2 separate regions of the Homo sapiens genome follow, and region 2 is linked to region 1. Evidence: chromatin loops called from intact Hi-C (ENCODE). Cell type or tissue: sigmoid colon. All regions are shown on one strand. Links, peaks and the distances in the headings refer to the core of each region. The heading gives the core; the rest is flanking DNA. Region 1 has its middle 290 kb from the start of ZMIZ1-AS1. Region 2 overlaps ZMIZ1 (zinc finger MIZ-type containing 1).

The links. Hi-C counts contacts between places; a loop is a spot of excess contacts. Peaks named below come from ENCODE experiments on the same cell type or tissue, not always from the same donor. Only the 100,000 strongest peaks of a DNase experiment are listed, where the experiment ranks them.
Region 2: a loop joins it to region 1, with 2.5 times the contacts of the local background. A loop is called at or near these places in 7 of 110 quality-filtered maps.

Annotation. Positions count from the first base shown.
Region 1 is chr10:78,776,236-78,779,141 of GRCh38, forward strand. No RefSeq gene overlaps it. Among named protein-coding and RNA genes, the nearest start is that of ZMIZ1-AS1, 290 kb to the right of the region's middle. RefSeq lists an enhancer at 745-1,632. In sigmoid colon, for the core only: no CTCF peak of the experiment used is centred there; DNase peaks (open chromatin) are centred at 1,416 and 1,836; H3K27ac peaks cover 765 bases.
Region 2 is chr10:79,183,621-79,186,526 of GRCh38, forward strand. All of the region lies in intron 4 of ZMIZ1 (zinc finger MIZ-type containing 1), which reads left to right. Among named protein-coding and RNA genes, the nearest start is that of ZMIZ1, 120 kb to the left of the region's middle. RefSeq lists enhancers at 46-1,245, 1,445-2,204. In sigmoid colon, for the core only: no CTCF peak of the experiment used is centred there; no DNase peak of the experiment used is centred there; H3K27ac peaks cover 2,404 bases.

The DNA.
Region 1 (2,906 bases), core at 319-2,818:
TAAATATTTGTCAAAGGCATAAAGAAATGAACAAGGCTCAGAGGCAGGTATTGTGTGGCTGTCATGTGAGCTGGGGGACTGTGCACAAGTTACTTAAATATCTCATTCACTCCAATTTTCATTTGAAAGATGGGAGCAGTCATATTTTGAATTCCAGTGGGTTATTTGAAGGATTAAATGAGATGATGTGCAGACTGGTTATTAGATGATGTTAAAAATTATTGCTTACTTTTTAAGGTATGATAATAGATGTGTGGTTTCAGTTTAAAAATATTTTAACTAGTAGCAACACATACTGACGTATTTACAGGTGAAGTGATACAATGTTGGGTGTTTGCTTTAGATATTCCAGCAGAGAATGATGAAGTGAAGAAGAAAAGGAGGAAAAAAGAGGGGGAAGGAAGAGAAAAAGAAGAAAAGCAGGAGGAATTGATTTAAAAACAACAACAACAAAAAATGCCAATTGTTATTGAAGCTGGGTAGTGAGTATAAGGGAGGCCCTCGCTATTCCATTTTTGCATACATTTTCCATGATAAAAAGTTAACAATAAATTAAAAATGTGATAAAGCAGATAACATGCTTAACTTGGCTCCTGATTTATAGCAAGTGCTCAATACACAGTAGGTCCTGTTTCTTTGACTTGGCTGTGATCACGAGGCACCCACCAGTGCACCCTCCAACCCTGAGTGATGTGTGCTGCGTCCCAGCATCAGAAAGAGGAAGGATGAGATTTGAAACGAGGTCTTCACAGTGCTCCGCCCACAGCACCCCATGGCTAAGAAGCAGTGTTAGTTTACCTTCCCTAACAATTAGCAGCCATGGCTATGGTAAAAATAAGAACCATTATGGAATACTACGTCAGGCCTTTTGCATGCATTATTTAATTACACGATTTATTTACATTATTTAATTACATTAATTAATTACATTGTTTCAGCCCTGCAAAACCCTATGAGGTAGATGCCATTCCTACCACTCCCCAGGTAAGCAGAAGACTCAGAGCTGAGGTGCCCTGGCCAAGGGGACCCTGTCCGCCCTGGACATCCCAGTATGCACGGGTGGCCTCTGCATTATTTAATCTGTGACCTGCTTTGGCATCTCACTCCTGGTCTCAGCTCCTGAGGCACATCCTGCCTGCCCTCCTCACTGCTGCGTCTCTAGTGCCTGCATCCACAAGGTAGACCCTCAGGCAACAGCTCTTGCCTGCCCCCCAGCTGGACCCTGGCATGGGTGCCCAGGCACATGGAGGGGACAAGTGGCCCCTCCCTTCCCCTCCCTGTCTGAACCCGGAGGGTGGGATTTCCGTCCTAGGACTGAGCTATTATAAGTACAAGGCCGCCTGCTCCCCTGGGCTGCACACCAAGTTCTGCTGCAAACTCCAGCATGAATGGCAGCCATTCTCTGCCCAAACTCCAGCTCACTTCAGCTGTGTAGTCTGGGAAGGAAGACCTCAGCCTTCCCCAGGCCTGTAAATACCAAAGCCACACACGCAGCAGGACTGCAGCAGCCAATAAATCTTGGCCCCAGGGTTCTCTTAAAGAGGCAGAGCTTGGGACCAACACCAGGCCAGGCCCTGCCTGGTGACAGCCAGCACTCCATCCACCTCCCCTCGTCCCAGCCCCAGGATGAGGACAGAGAAGGCAAACATGCAGCAGGCACTCTCCCCATAAGCTTGCTTCTCTTGCTTTATAAAATCTAACTTTTTCCCCCTCTGCTGCTCACCCTAGGGTTAGGCTAACAAGGAGTCCAGTGGGAATGAGCATGATACATTTTCTGGACGTCAGAGCCACTGGACTGGTGCAAGAGGCTGTGTGGGAAAGCAGCGATCCCTTGGGCTGTCCACAAGGCAAGCTAGGGGATGCCAAGGTGGACAGGCAGAGTCAGGCAAGAGAATAAGCCCAGCACGTTCCACCCCTAGCAGGCATCGTGGCCACTGGTGAGGACACTGAGACCTGCAGTGCTGAAGATGAGAGGTGGACATGGCTGACCTCCTTTCATGCCACACCAGAGAAAAATGAGGCATGCGAAGTCCAAACGGGCAGGCAGCTCACCCAGGGGGCCCAGGGCAGTGCCAGGGCTAGACCCTTGCTCTCCATAAGAGGTGTCTTTGATTGTTCTTTGGATAGGATGTGTCTTTTTATGAGGAGAAGTCTGGTATTTAATTGCATCCTCCTAGAAATGAGATGTTCCGTTTCTCCTGGAGTCCATTTCCCATGCGCTAACAAACCCCCCGGATTTGTAAGATATCCAAGCCTTTTGTCTTGGATATCTTGCCTGGACACCTCGTTCTGCATGGCGCCCCTGCAGCATGCATCCTGTGCTCCTGCTTTGGCCACAGCTGGCCCTGTGGAAGGATTGATGCTGGGGAGACATGGCTCCTGCCCTAAGGAAGTGCACAGTTTGGGTGGAAGTTGAGAACCCCTGTCCTGTCCGGCTCTGCACCCTCTGGCTACCTGAGTGGGGTGCTGGGTAGACCTTCGCTGTTACCCGGGATCAGAGGACAGAGGGACCTGATGAGCCCAAGAGAGCATGGCAGGCTTCTCTCACCAGGAGGACAGATGGGAGCTGGGTGAGAGGATGGGGTCAATCAGATTTCCAGGGTCAGAGCTGGAGGGCAGGATACTCTGGGCAGAGCAAACCCCTCATGCCAAAGCACACTGGTTAAAAGATTATGCCAGGAGAGGAAGGAGTCGGGTGCAAGGCAGCCCCATCCCTGACCACATTTCCCACCCGCAAATCCATCCAGGAATGGTGCCCCCTGTAGCGGCTCCCTTGCACTTTCCCCATTGAGTCACCGACTCTGATTTTACAGATGAACAAGCTGGGGCCACGGTGAGAAGGAAAGTACCCAAGGTTGTCTGGCTAACTGGGGTCAAACCAGTTCCAAAAAATTGCCCCCTGGGTC
Region 2 (2,906 bases), core at 125-2,624, 410 kb after region 1:
TTCAAACATTGGCACTGTGAGTTACTAGCAATGCCCTTGGCTGTGTTGCTTTCAATGCTGTGTCTCAGTTTTCCCATCTGTGCAAAGGAGCTAATTATATCGTGTACTATGTGGGATGGTTGAAAGAATAAAACAAATCAATATTTGCAGAGTGCTTCAAGCAGGGCAGAGGACATAGTGAGTTCAGGAAGGCACGGCTGTTATCCTATCATCATCATCATCACCAGTTAAGGGCTGGGTTTTGGGGTCAGACCAGGGCTGGAATCCCAGCTGTGCCCCTTATTAGCTCTGTGAACTTGGACATACTCATGACACTCTCTTAGCCTCCAGTGCCTTCTCAATAAAAGGGACTATTCCTGTCTACTTCATAGGGTTGTTTAAAGGAGATGAAGGGTGCAATATCAGACCCTCAGGAAACGTCGGCCAGCGTTGCCTCGGTGCCTTGAGGTGGGATACTGGACAGGGCCTCTGGTTCAGAGCCTCCAGGTGGCTCTGCTCCGTGGCCTGTCTTCCTGTGGGAGGACAGTGTGCAGAATGTTTAGAAGAAAAGGGGAGGTTCTGGGGAGGTGAGCAGAGGGGAGGATTCCAGGAACCTCTGTCTTCCTTCCACCATCAGGGACAGAAAGCGCTGGCCAGAGTGGCTCTCCCTGCCCCTGCCTCTCCTTCCACCCCTCTCCCGATGTGCACACACAGCATTGTGAGCTGTGAGCGTGAGAATAGGCCTTGGAGACTGGCAGGTGTGACTCATGGCTCTGCCATGCACTTACTGCGTGGCCTTGGGCAGGTCACTTAACCCCTCAATTCCCTCTATTGAGGGATAATTGTGCCTGCCCCACCTGGCAGCTGGAGAACTAATTAAATGAGATAATGTGTGTGGAGCACTTAGCACAGCTCCCAGAGGCGCCCGGATAAGTGCCCTGCAAATGCAATCACCCGCCCCCTCTCTGCCTCCTCTCCTCCCTCTGATCCTCACTCACCTCTCTCTGCCTTCCCACACCTGATCCATGGACTGTGTCTTTCCAGGCCAGACCTTTCAATCTTTCTCTCTGGGAAGATGGGCTCTATGTCTAGGAGATGCCAATGGAGCCGTGTGAGCGAGTGTGAATGGAGGGAGAGATGAGTTTAGAAATCCCAGCCTGCTCTTCTGATCCAGTTCCCCTGTGCCAGCCGCACAAGGGCCAAAGTGTGCTCTGCATGAAGCCTGGCCTTTGCTGATCCATTGCTGCCCGTCCCCGAGTCTTTACTGCCTCCTCAGGGTCCTCAGCTGCTGTCAGATGAAGGCTTGCTTCCAAGCAGTTCCTGGATTTTTACCTGCTCAGCCATAAAGCCCTGCAAAGTGATGAATCTAGGGATGAGTAGCTGCTTGCACAAGTGCAGGCAGGAGAGACGGGGACCAGAGCCCATATTTTTGCAGAGCCAACATTTTTGCACCTCTCCTACCCACCTCACTGCCCAGGCGAGCAGGACGGTGAAGCCTTGGCTGTGGATAATTGTCGGGAGCATCCCAGGCCAAGCCTTGGTCTCCCATCAGAACTTTGGAGGCTGGACTTCTCTGTTGCCAGGGAAACCGGTGTGTTCCCAGGAAAGGAAACCACAGCACTTTAGCTGTTAAGACGCCCCCCTCCCCCCGAAATGAGTTCCCTCCAAAACGGATTCGCCCCAAAATTGTTGAGTCGGCAGCATCCTGCCTTCTCCCTGAGCCTGCTGAAACGATAGAAAATGCAATCTGCCCCTGACCTTGTGCTTTTCACCTCTTTTTAAAACATTCCACTGTAGCACAAGGACATGTTTTGTTTTTTCTTATTTATCCTCCTCCCATGCCAGCTGGGGCTCCAAGTCCTTCTCTCCAATTGTTGACTGGAGCCAGAAGGGAAAGGACTTCTACATCTTTTTTTTTTTCCTTGTTCAGCTGTCAGCAGAAATAAAACAAGCAGGTTTATATTTGGAAAGCAGAGGGTCTCAGCCACCAGATCGCTATGTCCGGGGTAGGTCACAGCCTTTGTATCTTCTCCTCCCTCAACAGTGGCTTGAAATTTGATCCACAGATTTGCAGAGTTGAGAGTGAAGGGAGGGTTTTTGGAGCAGGCCTGTCTTTACTCACTTTGACTTTTAAATGCCATTGGAGGATTGTGGATGAATCTTCAGTTGCTGACAACACTGGACCTTGGAAGAGATGGTTTTAGAAAAGAATCCCCCTGGAATAACCCTGGAGCAGTCAAGGTTTGGGCAGCATCTGGAGTGTCTGTGTCCATTCCTGTCCATCATCTGCTCCCTGTACAGGGAGGCTGGAACTCTCACCTGGTTCAGGAGGTTTCGAGGCTGTCTAAGGAGTAGCGAGGAGTCCCAGCCAGGCCCGATGACCCCAAGAGTTACTGTTAGGAGACAAAACCAAACAGGAAAGAAGGAAGAGAGAAATGTGGCCAGTGTTCACTTTCAGGTCCCTGGATGTTTTTGAGGGCACTGTAGAGGAGGGAAAGGGTGTGAAGAGACTTGGGTCCAAATACCAGACACACACCCACCACCCACGCCCTTTGGGCCTGGGTCTTCCCATCTGAACAACTGCCTGGCCCTGGATCCTGTCCAAGCCCTCCCCTGGTCTGTCCCATGGTCTGTGCTCTCAGGGTCACTTTGGGTGATCTAAGCAGTTAATTTTTTACCTCGAAGTGACTCTCTGTTCCGTAAGTAATTTTAAACAAATTCTCTTCCTGTCCTTGCACTTCCACAGGAGAAAAACATGACCCACCGGGGTTTTTCACCGGCCCCCACAGACTGGCGTGTCCCAGGCTGTGTGCCTGCTAGAAGCCCTGGGCAGGAAGGGGCTTGGTGGGGCCTCCAGTGTTTTTTAGCCCCATTTGGGATTTCCAGCGGGTCTTTCTTGTTGATTCCCGAAATCCTGTCAGATCTTG